2 separate regions of the Mus musculus genome follow, and region 2 is linked to region 1. Evidence: chromatin loops called from intact Hi-C (ENCODE). Cell type or tissue: gastrocnemius. All regions are shown on one strand.

Region 1 (8,000 bases):
CCCTGCCCCTCTTCTCTCTCACTGTGCTTTCTAGCAATCAGGAGATGGCTAAGTCTCTGTCCTTCACTTCTGCCATGACACATTGTATCATCTTGGAACTACAGCATGGGGCTAATTGAGCATGAGTTGAAATCATGATCCCAAGCCAGTTTTCCCCTTTGTAAACCGATTGTCTCTGGTCCTTTAACAATGAAAAGCTGGCTAAGGCAGTGAAGCACAGTGAAGGGAGCCCTTTCCTCTGGTCATAGAGCGGTGAGTGGCAAGAAACTTGAAATGTAACTAGGAGGTGTACCAGATTTTTTTTAAGATTTATTTATTTATTATATGTAAGTACACTGTAGCTGTCTTCAGACACACCAGAAGAGGGAGTCAGATCTCGTTACGGATGTTTGTGAGCCACTATGTGGTTGCTAGGATTTGAACTCAGGACCTTTGGAAGAGCAGTCGGGTGCTCTTACCTGCTGAGCCATCTCACCAGCCCCAGATTTTTTTTTTTTAGCTTGCAGATGATACCCAAAATATGTCCCAGTAGTACATCACACCACTAAAATTTTTATAAAATGACTCTATTCCCTACCTAAGACTTAACAACATTTTATATTATTTGAAATTTTCAATTTGTTGATGACAAAGGCTGGTGAGATGGAACCCCTGCCATGCCTGAGGACCTGAATTCAATCCCTGGGACCAACATGGTAGAAGGAGAAAAACAACTCCCAGAAATTGCCTCTGAATTCCGCACGTGCACACACAAATTCGCACATGAACACAAAATAAATAAATTAAAATGTAATTTTAAAAAATTTTTAACTGAGAACAACAAAAATCTCTAAATTTTGAGTAGTGTTGATTAGAAAGGACAGCACAATTGCTAAACTTGGCAATCACTCCTGAGGTTGACCGAGTTGCTTGGAAATAACTGTAGACTGAGCTAGACAGAGTATGCTCTGTGGGTAGCACCACTGGCTGATCTAGCAGAGGAGCTGAGCTTGGACCCCAGCATCTGTGTTGAATGGCTCACAGTCCCCTGTAACTCCAGCTCCAGGTTGTCCAACACCCTCCTTTGGCTTCCAAGGGCACCTGCACACACACACACACACACACACACACACAGACACACACAAAACCCTCTTTTAAAAAGCTGCAGATAGGGCTGGAGAGATGGCTCAGCAGTTAAGAGCACTGCCTGCTTCCTCTTCCAGAGGTCCTGAGTTCAATTCCCAGCAACCACATGGTGGCTCACAACCATCTGTATTGGGATCTGATGCACTCTTCTGGTGTGTCTGAAGACAGCTACAGTGTACTCATATAAATGAAATAAATAAACCTTTTTTTTAATAAAAAAAGCTGCAGATAACCTCATTCAAATACATTTTGAGTAAAAAGTACAGACACAGTGTTCTTGAAAACTATAAGCCCAATTCCGTTAATCCTAGCGATCACAGAATCCTTACAGTACAGTAAACCTTTATTATCTTTGTTTGCTTGTTTTGTTTGTTTGTTTGTTTGTTTGTTTGATACAGCATCTCGTTATTTAGCCCTGGCTAGCCTAGAACTTACCATATGGACCAGGCTGGCCTCAAACTCACAGAGCTCCTCTGACCCTGCCTCTCAGATGCTGGTATTAAAGGCATGTGGCTTTTTAGTCCTTTCTATAAGAAATAAATAGTATTAAAATTGGTTATTGTAACGTTTCCCTTAGTAAATCAGACTGTGTTGGTGTGTGTTTCTTTCTCAGAATTAAAAATAATACAAATGCCGGGTGTGGTGGTGCACACCTTTAAGGCAGAGGCAGGCAGATTTCTGAGTTCGAGGCCAGCCTGGTCTACAAAGTGAGTTCCAGGACAGCCAGGGCTATACAGAGAAACCCTGTCTTGAAAAAGAAAAAAGAAAAAAAGAAAAAAAAAAGAAAAGAAAAGAAAAAAAGAAAGGAAAAAACCCAAATTCTATGGCTGTATATATTCTAACAAATAGTCCCAGGATGCTCCCTGTCTTACCTTTTGAGAGCTATTGCTTGTGACCAACATGGAAAGGAGCCAGGCCACACCCTGTCTTTTGAACAATCATGGACACAGTATTATTTGATTCTACTTTTAAAAAAATGTTTACTCAACAGGTGGTGGTGGCTCACACTTTTAATCACAATACTTGGGAGGCAATGGGAGGACGATCTCTGAGTGTTCGAGGCCAGCCAACCTGGTCTACAAATGGAGTCCAGAACAGCCAGGGCTCTCTTACACAGAGAAACCCAGTCTCGAAAAACAAGCAAGCAAACAAGCAAGCAAACAAACAAAAAGTTTCCATTTTTTCCCCTGTTTCTATCTCCCAAAGAACTCTACCACCATGCCTGCTTTTAAAGGTTTGTTGTTGTTGTTGTTGTTGTTGTAATATATTTAATATAGGCGCTGGAGAGGTAGCTAAGAGCATTGGCTGCTCTTCTTCAGAACCGGGGTTCAGTCTCAGCAGCCACCTGATGGCTCACAGCTGTCTGTAACTAAGGTTCTATGGTATCAGATGGCCTCGTCGGGTCTCCAAGGACACCAGGTGGCACATATGTGGTGTCTAAACATACATGTAGGCAAAATACCCATGTACATAAAATGATACAAATTTAAACATATTTTATGAGATATTTTTATTATTTTTTTTAGAATTTCACGCATGCATATTTGTATTTTTATGGTACTCACCCCTTACTCCTCTGCCTAAACTTCTAGATCCATCCACACCCCACTCACTCTCCAGCTGTCTCCTTATTTATTTATTTATTTATTTATTTATTTATTGACTCCCCCAGAGACAAGTTCTGGCTATCCATATGTTCAGGAGTGTGGGGCCATTGGCTGGAGCCTCTCCACTTACCAGGGGTCACACCCTCAAAGAGAATTGTCTTCCCCTAGAATCCATCCACTGTCAGTATGCTCTACTGTGTGTGCGGCTCTTGAGCCCCTAGCCCTCTGTGCTGGAGTAGGGACTGGCCTGTTGTTGTGCAGGTCTGGGCCTATGAGATGAGTGTAGTGGTCCTTCTTGGGTCCTCCCTGACGTCTGTCTGGCTCTCACTGTCTTTCTGTTCCCTCTCTTCAGTGGTCACTGAGCCTTGAGGGGAGGGTTGTTTCTTAGAGTGTATCATTAGGCCGCTTTCTGTTTGTATAAAAAGCACCTGTGATAACCCAATTTGAATCAAGACTTCAGTGTTGTAGGCCATTACATTTTCAGCCTGTGGTAAAGTAATGCATTACATTACAGCGGTGTGTGTGGAAGGGGGCGGGGAAACTATAGATTTCATAACAGAAAAAATGAAAGACAGAAAAAGACTAGGGTGTTTTCACAGCCTCCCAACGCTACCAACCTGGAAGCTAAACCTTTGACACATGGACTGTTGTTGGGTGGCACCCTGGATACAAACTGTGGTTCTGTGGAGGGGGCTGTGTTGTGTCAGTGTATGCACAAATGCATATGTGTGTTGAGGAAACTTTCAGGAGAGTCACCGCCACTGGTGACATTTAACGGTATCGTTTCTAGAGCGATGTCTTCCATGATATCGGAAGGGGAATTCTAGACAGTGCCTGGCGAGGCTACAATGCTACTCTCCTGGCCTATGGCCAGACGGGCTCTGGAAAAAGCTACTCCATGATTGGCTTTGGCACAAACAAGGGTCTTATTCCAAGAGTGTGTGAAGAGCTCTTCCAAGCTATTGAGAAGCAAAAGGAAAATCTAGAACCCCAGGTATGCCTTAGTTATTCTAGATTCCCGTCTCCTGGGAATTTTACCTGTTCTTCTCCTTTTTCTTTTTTTTTTTTTAAGATTTATTTATTCATTATATGTAAGTACACTGTAGCTGTCTTCAGACACTTTTTCTTCTCTCTCCAGCCCCACTCACTCGATCTGGCCCAAAGATTTATCTATTATATGTAAGTACATTGTAGCTGTCTTCAGACACACCAGAAGAGGGCGTCAGATCTCATTACAGGTGGTTGTGAGCCACCATGTGGTTGCTGGGATTTGAACTCAGGACCTTCAGAAAAGCAGCCAGTTCTCTTAACCGCTGAGCCATCTTTCCAGACCGAATTTCACCTTTTCATTTTCCACACGTGGAAGGCACCATCGACTGTATTTTCAGGTTTATGCGTGTGTCCTAAAATAGGCAAATATTTATATATTGTATTATGTCATAGACGGTGCTGGGACTTGGACCTACCCTGATTTGGGCATAAACATGGGCTCAGTCTCTGAAGTTCACCCAGGTGCCAAGGGTGGGTCTTACTGTCCCTGGCTCAGGTGCCTCCAGAGCAAGCTTTGAATCCACTGAAAGTCGGTGGCCATCACTAGTGTGACTAGCTCCAAAACATGACAGTAAAATGTCCGCAAACACCCACAGGCACAGTCCTTGCTCTAGATGGCAGCAGAGATCAGACAAAACACAAGAAGACAAGACCCTGCACCTCTTGGTGCAGAGGAGGGGTATTTTTTTTGTTGTTGTTACTTGTTTTGACCAACTGTTGGTTGAATCCATACATACAGAACCAACCTATGGTTTGGTAGTGAGATGCCATTCTAGAAACTTCTGGATCACCTGGGTTAGTTATGTGCAATGAGTCATTTCTATAAAGCCCTTCCTAAAACCCTCCCTCAGCACTGAGTGGCAGAACCCGCCTCCTCTCCCCCTCCCGTCCCCCTCCCGTCCCCTTCCTCTTCCTCTCTCATTCCCTTCTCCTTCCCCTCTCCTTCCAATCTCATTAGTCTTCCTGCCTTAGCCTCCTGAGTGCTGGAATACAGTCCCTGTATGGTGTCCGTTTTGTTGTTGTTGTTTGTTTTGGATCTCTTATGTGAGTATATACATGTGTAAGTGATACAAAGGTACGTGCACACATGTCTGTACAGGTAGGTGTACATGCCTCTGTGCACACTTGTGGAGACCTGAGGAGGACCCCGATGGAGGACCTCCATCACTCTCCACCTTGGTCCCTTGAGAAGGGGAGTTCCCTGGTTTTTATCTAGACTGGCCGGCAGCAAGCCAAGCGCGCCACCTATCGGCAGCCTCCACAATTACAGGTGAGCGCCGGCAGCCCTGGCTTTTTTTGTGGGTTCTGGGATCCAAGCTCAGGTCCTCCTGCTTGAGCAGTGCCTCCCCAGACGATTTTGTGTCTTTTTATAAAATTCATTAAGAACAATGCAGTGTGACACATTTACTAGAGTATGTTAGTGTTTCCCTGTTATGTCTCTTCAAGACAATATTGACTCATTACTCTCTCTACAGGTTATGTTTAGCATGCTGGAAATCTACAATGAACAGGTACCGGGCTCTCTCTCTGTCTCTCTCTGTCGCTCTGTCTCTCTCTGTCGCTCTATCTGTGTGTGTGTGTGTGTGTGTGTCTGTTTCTGTCTGTCTGCCTGTCTCCCTCCCCAGCCTCCTCTGCGGAGAATCAAACCCGGGTCCTCGAACTCACTAAACAGTCTTTACCACTGAGCCACATCCGTCCTGAGAGCCCATGCTCTGACACACATACCTGAGTGACTTCATGAATTACTAACACCAAGGACTCTGGCTGCCTGTCATTCTGTAATGCATGTGCCTCCCCCCCCCCCGCCCCCCGTCGTCTCCCCCCCCCCCCCCCCCGTCCCACTGCCTCTCCAGCACCATCTCAAATCCCTTGTTCTTCACACTGTATGCTTTAGCCACATAGCAGCTGTTTTAGTTACTGTCTGTTGCTGTGGTAAAACACCATAGCCAGGACAATAAACAGAAGAAAGGGTTTCTTTGAGGCTTATAGTTCTGGAGGGTAAGAGTCCGTTACTTTTGCGTCAGGGAGCGTGGCAAAAGGAGGCAGACACGGCGCTGAGGCAGCTGCTGAGAGCTCACATCCGAACCCACCAACAGGAAGCAGAGCCACTGGGGACGTCAAAGCCTAGTCCAGTGGCACACCTTCTTCCACCTCCTACTCCTACCCAGATGGTTCCACCAACTGGGGACCAGCTAGCCAATATCCAAACATAGAAGCCTGTGGAGGCCATGCATGGATCAGGAGGAAGTGCTCACAGCACTCTTAGAAACTCAGACAGGGGGTTCTTGAACATAATTGAGCTGCAATTCCAAAAATAACTGCTCGACTTAAAAGGTAGGTTTCTGGGAGCTGGCAGGACGGCGCAGAGGATGTAGCTGCTTGGTGCCAAGCTTGGTGACCTGAGTTCAGTCTCCTGAACCCACGTAAGGGTGGAAAGAGAACAACGCCTCAAAATTGTCCTCCAACCTCCACACAGTGTTGAAACACTTAACTCAGGTCTAAGGTTGTCTGGTCCCTACAGAAACTCAGCATTCGACTACATCAGGCATATTTACAGAGCATCTAAAATTCCGCAGGCAGTGATCTAACAAGGAAAGAGGTGAAGTCCACCTTAAACACGACCCCAGCCCTTCTTCTTTTTCCTCCCACAGATCAGGGATTTGCTGTCTAGAACCAAAGCTCCCGGAGGCTTAAGAGTCAGGGAGGATCAACAGCTGGGGTTTTTTGTGGAAGGTCTGAAGTGGGTGCCTTGTGAGAATTATGCACAAATTGAAAAGCTGGTGGAGCAAGGATCAAAAATCAGGATGACAGCGTCCACCAACATGAACGCCAGCAGCAGCCGATCCCACATGCTAATCGCCATCCAGTTCAAGCAGGTGGGACCCTCCTCTGCCACAGGCTCCCAGGGGCCGAGTGGGGGTGGTGCAGTGAATCCTTCCAGAGTGGACCAGTGGGCTGAGGTAACGGCTTCCAACCATAGACCATGGAAAGAGGTGAGGGCTTTGCTCTCCCTATCTATCCCTCAATTAGGCTGTCCCATTACTTGTGGTGAAACTGTCTTACGAGTCACAAGCCCTCAGAGTGCCCACAGGACAAGGCTGGTTGGTTTTCCTCAAGTAAATTCTACACTTTGAGGAATGAATTTTGAGTCCGAGTTGGTAAGGGTCATGAGCCCCTGTGATATAAGTAGAGAATTTAGATTAGCAGGTCCATGGACACCAGTCTGAGGACCAGACATGAGCCAAGGGCGTAGCCAGTTGCTAAAGCACTTCCTAAGATTCTGTCTAAGATGAAAATCCCTGTAACATCCACTAACTAAAGCCTCTGGTAAACAAGAGAGGATTTATCTTTTCCAATCTCCTTGATGGGAGTCAGGATATCTCTAAGTAACTTCCCAAAGTTGTTCTAGAAGCATTGCTCCTATATCCTGGGTGAATGCCACAACCAGCTGTGATTCCACAGGCCCTTTCCATGCTGGACCAGCAATGGAGGAAACCATCATGTTCACACCGGGAACAGAGGAGATTATCTTCCCAACCCTCAGTTTCCTCTTCTGTAAAATGGGCTGATAGCTCTGTTCTCAGGCATGTTGGGAGGCTGAAATGAAGTACTGCCTTTTGAAGAGGAAGATAAAGCTCTCGCTGTGCAAGCAGGAGGGCCAGGGTTCAAGTCCCCAGTTGCTACATGAAGAGCGAGGCGTGTTCTTCTAATCCTAGCATTGAGGAAGCAGAGACAGGAGGATCACGGAGGCTTAGTTGTGTGTTTAAGTGTGTATGTGTGTATGTGTGTATGGAGCAGTTGAGGAAGACATCCGATAGCAACTCCCATCTTCTGCATGGACACTCATGACTCATGCATGTGTACCTGTGTATGCACACACATACAAGCATATATGAGAACATGCATGCACAAATATGCACATGTACAGAAACACAGACAGAGAGAGAACAAGAGAGAGGGAAAGAGGGAGGGGGAGGGAGAGGGAGGGGGCATTTTGTACATTTTAAATGCCTTTTCCTGGATGAACATAATCACGTTAGTATAATGCGCTTACTGCACATGTGGTTCTCCCAGTTATTTGAAGTTCTTATTTTAGGGTCAAGGGGAAATCTCTGTGAGTTGGAAGCCAGCCTGGCTTGCACAGTAAGTTCCAGGACAGCCAGGGCTACACTGAGATACTCTGTCTCCAAAACAAAGCAAAACAACAATGAAACAAAA
Region 2 (8,000 bases), 230 kb after region 1:
CTGAGCTGGGGATGAGGCCAGGAGGAAAAGAGTAGGTTATGAATGTGGTGGAATTACACAGTTAAAGGTCCTTTTAGTTGTTTAGGACAGGTCTCGTGTCACCCGGACTGACCTGAATTGTATAGCCAAGAGTGGCATTTGACTTCTGGTCTTCCTCCCTCTGCCTTCTACCTCCTGAGTCCTAGGATTATAGGGATGTGCCACTGTGCCTGGCTAAAGGCCCTTCAAAAAAATATATGTATGTATGTATGCATGCACATATATATATACACACACATATACGCACACATATGTATGTGTATGTATACACACATGTATATATATGTATATATTTATTTATTTTGTGTGTGTACATGTTTATGGATGTATGTACACATGTGTGTGGATGCCAGAAGACAACTCGACAACTTCGAGTGGCAGTATCTCAGGCACTGCCATTGATTGATTGATTGAGTGAGTGAGTGAGTGAGTGAGTGATAGGGTCTTTCACAGGCCCTGGACTTACCAAGTAGACTAGGCTCCCTAGCTACTTCTCTTGCTCTGAGATAACAAGAATGTGCATCATTCCTGGCTTCTGTATAGGTAGGTCCTCAGGGACTGATCTTAGCTCTTTACACTTGCAAGGCAAGCACTTAACCAGTTAAGCTGTTCAACTCAGGCTAGTCTGGAACTCCAGATATCCTGTAGCTGACCTTGACCTCCCGGAAGGCCTGCCTCATCTGACCCCAACGCCGTGATTGTGATTATAGGAGTCAGCCTCAACAGCCTTCTCTTCTGAGCTTGGTGGTCTTTGTTTTTCCTTGCCTAGTTTTTGTTCGGTTGCTGTGAGGCGATACCAAGAGCAAGATAACTCACACAAGGAAGCAGTTAATTGGGGCTTGCTTACAGTTTCAGAGCGCTGGTCCATGATCATGGCGAAAAGCAGGCAGGCATGGCCCTGTAGCTGTAGCGGACAGGTTTACATCCTGATCTGTAGGCAGCAGGCCAAGAAGGGAGGGATGGGGGGCGGGGGGATGGGACAGAGGGGAGGAGGAAGGCAGTGAGCAGAGACAGATAGACAAAGCCCCTCTCCAGTGACACACCTCCTTCAACAAGGCCACTCCTCCTAGTCCTCCACAAACAGTTCATCATCCTGAGACTAAGTACGTGAGTGTATGAGCCCATGGCGGTGGAGGGCGGGTATTCGCATCCAAACCACCATACTTTATTGAAGATTTGATATTGACAGTTACAAATGGTCACAGAATGGATTGACTTGAAGTGCTAATCTGCTTAGCATTATATGTCTTAGGGGCATGCATAACAGTTAGAGGGGAACAATTTTTGAAATGATCACACATCTGAGAGATCGAGGTGTTGGGTGAATTTTCTAAATTAAGTTACCAAGAAAGGTAGGTATTGTAATGAATAGTTTAGTTTAGCAAAGGTCAATTCTCACACTGGCTTGCTACCCCGAGTGGAAATCGTGAAACCTGGTGCCCCTGACTCCTAATGAGTAAAAGACATTCAGAGCGTGCAGTGACTGCTCATTGATTGAGATCACTGGTTGCTCCTGCAGAGGACCTGGGTTTGGTTCTCAGACCGATGGAGCAGCTTGCAACTCCCTGTAACTCACTTCCAGGGTTTCTGACTCTCTTCACCAGGTACAAATCCATATTTGTATGGAAAACTACTGAGAATTAAAACACACACACACACACACACACACACACACACACAGAAATGTTATGTGAATATGTTTTCATTTCAAATCCCAGGTGTGGGATATAGGGCTGCTTCAAATTGTCCACAGCAGGTGACTATGATTTGCCTCATGCTCTAGCAGGGGTATGATATTGCCAACTGAGGATAGTTTATGTTTGGAATTCTGGGAACTCTTGAGAGGGTACGACAGAGCCCCAAGAAAGGCGGCCGCTGCTGGAAAAACTTAAATAATAGAATGAATATATCTAAAACTTATTTTAAAAGAAACATCAGGGGCTGGTGAGATGGCTCAACAGGTAAGAACATCCAACTGCTCTTCTGAAGGTCCTGAGTTCAAATCCCGGCAACCACATGGTGGCTTACAACCATCCGTAACGAGATCTGACTCCCTCTTCTGGTGTGTCTGAAGACAGCTATAGTGTACTTACATATAATAAAAAATAAATAAATCTTAAAAAAAAAGAAACATCGGGCGTGGTGGTGCACACCTTTAATCCCAGCACTTGGGAGACAGAGGCAGGTGGATTTCTGAGTTCGAGGCCAGCCTGGTCTACAGAGTGAGTTCCAGGACAGCTGGGGCTACACAGAGAAACCCTGTCTCGAAAAAAAACCAAAAAAAAAAAATCATTTGAACATCATTTGAGTTTATATGATAGCTAATTTTGTGAAGTTTGTTAGTGCTGGGCACAAGCCAGTTACTGACTTCGTATAAACTCCTTTTCCATAAGGAAGCCCTGAAGGCAGAGGACTGGTAGAATCATTTCATAGGCTATACTTGTAGCGCTGTTTTGAAATCATGGCTTGGGTATTCCTTGTAATGGCTGATGGGTTTATCTGGGGGTCCGAGACCTGTGAAGGAATGAGATGGAGTGACTGGTGACTAGTGGGTAGAAAAGGACACTGTGGACACGAATGACTTCCAGGCTTCCTTGCAGGTGACGGTCATAATTCCTGTTGTTTTGCTTATTTTCTTTAGCAAGGTGGTTTGGGAAAGGGCCGCGTGGCTGAGCTCTGAGCCTGAAAACATTTGATCCATGTGAATGCCACAGCCGAGGACATTGTTATCAGACAGGAGGACCTGCTCTGTACACGGCAGTAAGCTTTTTTCCATTTCCAGACTGCTCGATGCTTGCTCCGGGTGCTCAAGAAGGACATGGGACAGGGGGTAGAGGATGGTGCCTGGAAATCAGTGTCCTACGGACTTCTCCAGTAGTTAATTAATCCTGGGCTTGCAAATGGTGAGACCCCCAGGACCAGCCAGCTCCCTGCTGTCAGTTTGTATTTCCTCGCCCCTGCCATGGAGACATCAGATTTCTTCCCACTGTTCTGTTGCCCACTGCTGCGGTCTGTGCTGCTTTGACTTATGACTGCTATTGGAAATCTCTGTGAGCAGTGCCGTTCTTGTTCTCCTCTTTCATGGGATGGCAGTAGCCAGCTAATGCCTGTGGTGGCGGCTGCTCTTCTTGTGTGCTGTCCTTTGACATAGCCCCTTTACATGCTGGAAAATTTATTGGAACAGATTTCGTAGGAAGATGCTGCTGAGTAGTAAAAAAAAAAAGCTGCTGAGCACAGTGTTTGATTTTGAGATAAGGTCTGTGGCCCAGGATGGCTTGGAAATCACCATGTGGTCAAGGGTGACTTTGAACTACTGATTCTGCTTCCACCTCCCAAGTGTTGGCAATCCAGGCCGCCTATACCACCATATCTGGTGTAAGAGGTTTTGTTTATGTCTATTAATATTTACAGCATAGAGAAATAAAAACTGATACATTGCAAAACACTTATTAAAACATACTAATTTGAAATAAACTTTCTATTTATTTATTATTGAAGGAGGGTTTTATGTGCTCCAGGCTGTCTTCTAACTCCTAACTAGCCGAGGATAGCCTTGAACTCAGATCCTCCTGACTCCACCTTTCAAGTTCTGGGATAACAGATGCATGCTACCATGCTTGGATTACAAACTATGTTTTCTTGTGGCTAGAGAGATGGCTCTGGACTGAAGAGTCTTTGTTCCTCTTGTAGAGACCAGAGTTTGTTCCCAGTACCCAAATGGGATTAACACACAACAGCCTGTAACACCCACAGTCTCCAGGTGATCCAAAGCTGCTTTCTGGCTTCTGTGTGCGCATGCACACATGCATGTATACACCCATGCTGTCACAAATGCATAAATAAAAATAAAAGGTGTTTTCATAAAGAAATAAACACAAACTGTCCTTTTTCTTTTGTTTTGTACTTTTGAGATAGGATCTCTTTATGAAGCCTTAGGTGTCTTGGAACTTGCTATGTGGACCTGATCTCTCAGAGATCTGCCTGCCTCTTCCTCCTGAGACCTGGGATTAAAGTTGTGGGCTGCCATTCCTGTCCTATAAATGTTATCTCCCGAGCCATAAGAGCTTTAGTGAGAGTGAGGGAGACGAAGACAGGATTGCTGGAGTCCTCCATGCTGAGATCCTGTCTTGAAAGGAAGAAAACCGAGGCAGAGTGGGTAGCATTTAATGAAGCATTCCACAGGAGTCAGCCGTGGTGCACGTCAGGGGGAGGAGGAGGGGGAAGGGGAGGAGGGAGAGGGGGAGGGGGTGGGGGGAGGGGGAGGGGGAGGGGGAGGGGGAGGGGGGTTGGGTGTGGAGATGATTAATCCTGCAGGTTTGAGTTGGATGCTAGCCTTCCCTGTGTGGGAACCTGGGGAAGGTGGTAAGGGAAGCAGACCAGGAAGAAAGTAAGACTGAACACCTAGTGAGTAAATAACAAATCAGAATTAAAGGAAGCAGGAGACAACAGGGAAAGGAAAAGCTGGGCTTGGTGGCATGTGACTTTTATTCTGTCACAGGGATTCTCCCCTGTCAAAACTCAACCTACCTATCTACCTATCTTAAGAATTAAAAACTCAGGCTGGAGAGATGGCTCAGCGGTTTAGAGCACTGGTTGCTCTTCCAGAATATCTGAGTTCAATTCCTAGCAACCACATTGTGGCTCATGCCCATTTATAAAGGGGTCTGATGCCCCCTTCTGGCCAGCAGGTGTACATGCAGACAGCACTCATTAAAAATAAATAAATTAAAAAAAAAAAAACTAGCTATTTAATCTTGGGATGTAGATGCAGGTAGTTATCTGACTTGGAGTCAGATGGCTAGCGTTGAGACCATATCTCTAAAATAAATAAATAAATAAATAAATAAATAAATAACACAAAAATATACAGAAAGATTTGAAAAACCTAAACAGAAACTTGAGCGATGAAAGTTGTAGTTCTTGACAAAAGTTCTTCCCAGAGGGCCAGATACTTAATGGTATTTAGTGTAGCATTTTGGTAGGCGGGTTAAACCGGTTTGTTTGGATTATGGAATACTGTTTCACTGTTAACACTGAGGCAGAGCTGCTTGTACAGGTGTGGCTGACACACTACTGATGAATCAGGTTGTGGAACAGTGCGTGTGCGTGTGTGTAATAAAATGTCTGGCGCTCAGAGTGTAGCCCAGGGGTCGAGCTCAGCACACACAGGCTCAGTCACAGCACTGACCAAGTAATGAAAGGTAGCAGGCTCTGCATGGTTTTGAGTTGTACTTGTGTGTTTAGAGTGGGCCTTGAAGGTACAGCAGAATTCTTATTATTTCTCGAGAGTGATTTTTCAGAGGGTTTGGAAGAAACTATTTTGTACTTTTGTGTTTTAAGGCATTTGTCACTTTCTGTAATTGGCCATTTAAATAAATTTAGAGAAAGCTGTATGTGTCTCTGTGTGACTGTTTGTTGCTGGTGGCAGTGACTGAACCCATGGCCTCATGCATGTTAGGCAACACTGCCACTGAGCCACAGCCCCACCCTGTGCTCTTTTTCCTTGTCGGAGGTGGGGATGCAGTCTGTAGCCTCGATGGACCTTATGAAGTCAGATGCACTATTATCCAACAAGGTCCTCTGATACTCACTGTGTATTCTGTATTCTAAGCTGACCTTGGACTTGAAACAGTCTTTCCACCTTCAGCCTCTTGATTTCTGGGCTTATAGATGTGAGGCCCCACCCTAGCTCAACTCAGGTTGGAGCTAGCACTTGTGTTTTAGATTTTTAATTCATTTTATTTTAATTTTTGAGACTAGATTTCATGTAGCCCAAGGTCAGTCTCAAACTCTGTAGCTGAGGATGTTTTTTTAAAAATTTTTATTTATTTATGTATTTATGTATTTATTTATGTATTTATTTATTTATTTATTATATGTAAGTACACTGTAGCTGTCCTCAGATACTCCAGAAGAGGGCATCAGATTTCGTTAAGGATGGTTGTGAGCCACCATGTGGTTGGTGGGATTTGAACTCAGGACCTTCGGAAGAGCAGCTGGCACTCTTAACCACTGATCCATCTCGCCAGCCCGCTGAGGATGTTTTTAACCTGACCCTCCTGCGTCTGGCTGCAGCTCCCCACTGCTGGGCTCCCAGGCCTGTGCCGCCACAGGCTTGGAACTACCAGCTCTGGATTCAACCTGTGGAGTCTGGGGTTTACAGATATATGCTAGTTAGGAAGGTGGATCTCTGATGTGCAAGGCCAGCCTGGTCTACAGAGTGAATTTCAGGATAGCCAGGGCTACACAGAGAAATTCTGTCTCTGGATGGATTGGTGGGGTGGGGAAGAGACCAGCACTGTTGAGGTGAAATCAGGGGTGTTTCCTCAGAGTCAGCACATAGAAGCTGGGCTCCAGGGGTTCCCTAGGTTGTACCTCATGCTCACAACTGGAGTCAGTGGTGTGAGAGTCACCTGGGTAGAACTGTTTTTTAAGATCTGAAGGAAGGGGTTGTGGAGAACAGCTGAAGCATGGCTCTGTGTAGCCAGGCTGGAGTCCCCGAAGAGAGCCCAGGGGAGGCTGCTGTGAAAGTGCAGCCCAGTTGCAGCAGAAGACCCAGGATTTTGGAGATGCCAGTTCTGTGGAATAACTGCCAAGGACAGCAGCAGCCATGGAGTAGAGCCCGCCTGAGCTTCAGAGACAGCTGTGTGTGCTGCAGAGGGTGGAGCTGGAGAAGTGACCCAGGTAGCTTTCGTTCAGGCTGAGTGTCACACAATAGAAACCCTGGCTTAGACGGGCATCGCAGTTGGCTGTGGTGGTAAGTCAGATCCTGTCCTTTTGGTTTCTTCCCTGTTTTCAGCTTCGTGTTGCAGCTAAGACTTTGTGTGGAAAGGTTTTAAGATGGTTCAACTAGCCTGCTCATTAAGACTCCCCTCGAAAATTAGCCGAGGGTAGTTCATTGCTTACCGATTTCCAACTGTGTTGCTCCCCTGCACTTGACAGCTCAGCCTAGCGCTCCACCACAGCAAGAGTCTTCTCGTGTTTAGTTATTTACATGCTTTCACACATGCACTTACAAATCTACAGGATTCTGCTGCTGTTCACACGGTTCACACTTATTTTCATCTTTGTCTTTTCCTTCTTTTCCTTTTCTGTTTTTTGAGACATGGTCTCTGGCTGTCCTGGAAATAGCTATGTAGACCAGGCTGGCCTCAAACTTAGAAATCCACCTGCCTCTGCCTTTGGAGACCTGGGTCTAAAGGCGTGCCCCCTTCTCCCCCTTCCCCTCCTGCCAGCTCTTCGATGTATAGACCATGCTGGTCTAGAATTTACAGAGATCTACCCAAATTCTGGAATTAAAGGTATGTGGCACCATGGCCAACATTTGTCGTTTATTTTTTTTTAAATTTATTTATTTATATATGAGTGCTTCGTCTGCATATACACCTGCATGACAGACGATCCCTTTTATGAATGGTCATGAGCTACCATGTGTGTGCTGGGAATTGAACTCAGGTCCTCTGGAAGAGCAGCCAGTGCGCTTAACTGCTGAGCCATCTCTCCAGCCCCCAGCGTTTGTCATTTTGATTGTGTTCTTGCATTTCCCCACTCTCTGAGGGAGAGACTTCAATTAGGCTCCAGGGTGAAGGCTTCTTTCTCTATGTTTTCTTAATTTTACATGTGTTTCTGTTGTGCTTCTGTCTCCATGCATACATACATACACACACACACACACACACAGTCATTAGGTGGGAATCTGGAACAGAGAATCTCGAGCCATATAAATGTTTCTGTAGGATGACTGTCCTTGTCATCTTATGGAGACTAAAAATCAAGCCAAACCCAACACACCTGTTACTGTATACTGGAAACACGGTGAAATAGGAAAGGGTGAATCCAAGAAGGAATCTGGCTGTGGACTCAGAAAAAGAAAAGTAGGGTGAGGGCCTGGTACTGAGAACATGTCACACTAAGTGTGCTGAATAAAACTGATGGCGGTTGGTGAGGTGGCTGCTGATGGC

The links. A loop is a pair of places that touch in the nucleus more often than their neighbours do. Peaks named below come from ENCODE experiments on the same cell type or tissue, not always from the same donor. Only the 100,000 strongest peaks of a DNase experiment are listed, where the experiment ranks them.
Region 2: a loop joins it to region 1, with 5 times the contacts of the local background. A loop is called at or near these places in 21 of 42 quality-filtered maps.

What each region holds. Positions count from the first base shown.
Region 1 is chr1:179,731,656-179,739,655 of GRCm38, reverse strand. It overlaps Kif28 (kinesin family member 28), which reads left to right. Exons shown (of 23, transcript NM_001370897.1): 3 at 3,523-3,726; 4 at 5,258-5,293; 5 at 6,434-6,658. Among named protein-coding and RNA genes, the nearest start is that of Kif28, 9.5 kb to the left of the region's middle. In gastrocnemius, a CTCF peak has its summit at 4,371; DNase peaks (open chromatin) are centred at 3,595, 4,343, 4,708 and 5,020; H3K4me3 peaks cover 543 bases; H3K27ac peaks cover 303 bases.
Region 2 is chr1:179,503,816-179,511,815 of GRCm38, reverse strand. The region is part of intron 1 of Smyd3 (SET and MYND domain containing 3); the gene reads left to right. Among named protein-coding and RNA genes, the nearest start is that of Smyd3, 10 kb to the left of the region's middle. In gastrocnemius, a CTCF peak has its summit at 4,715 (motif pointing left); a DNase peak (open chromatin) is centred at 4,687.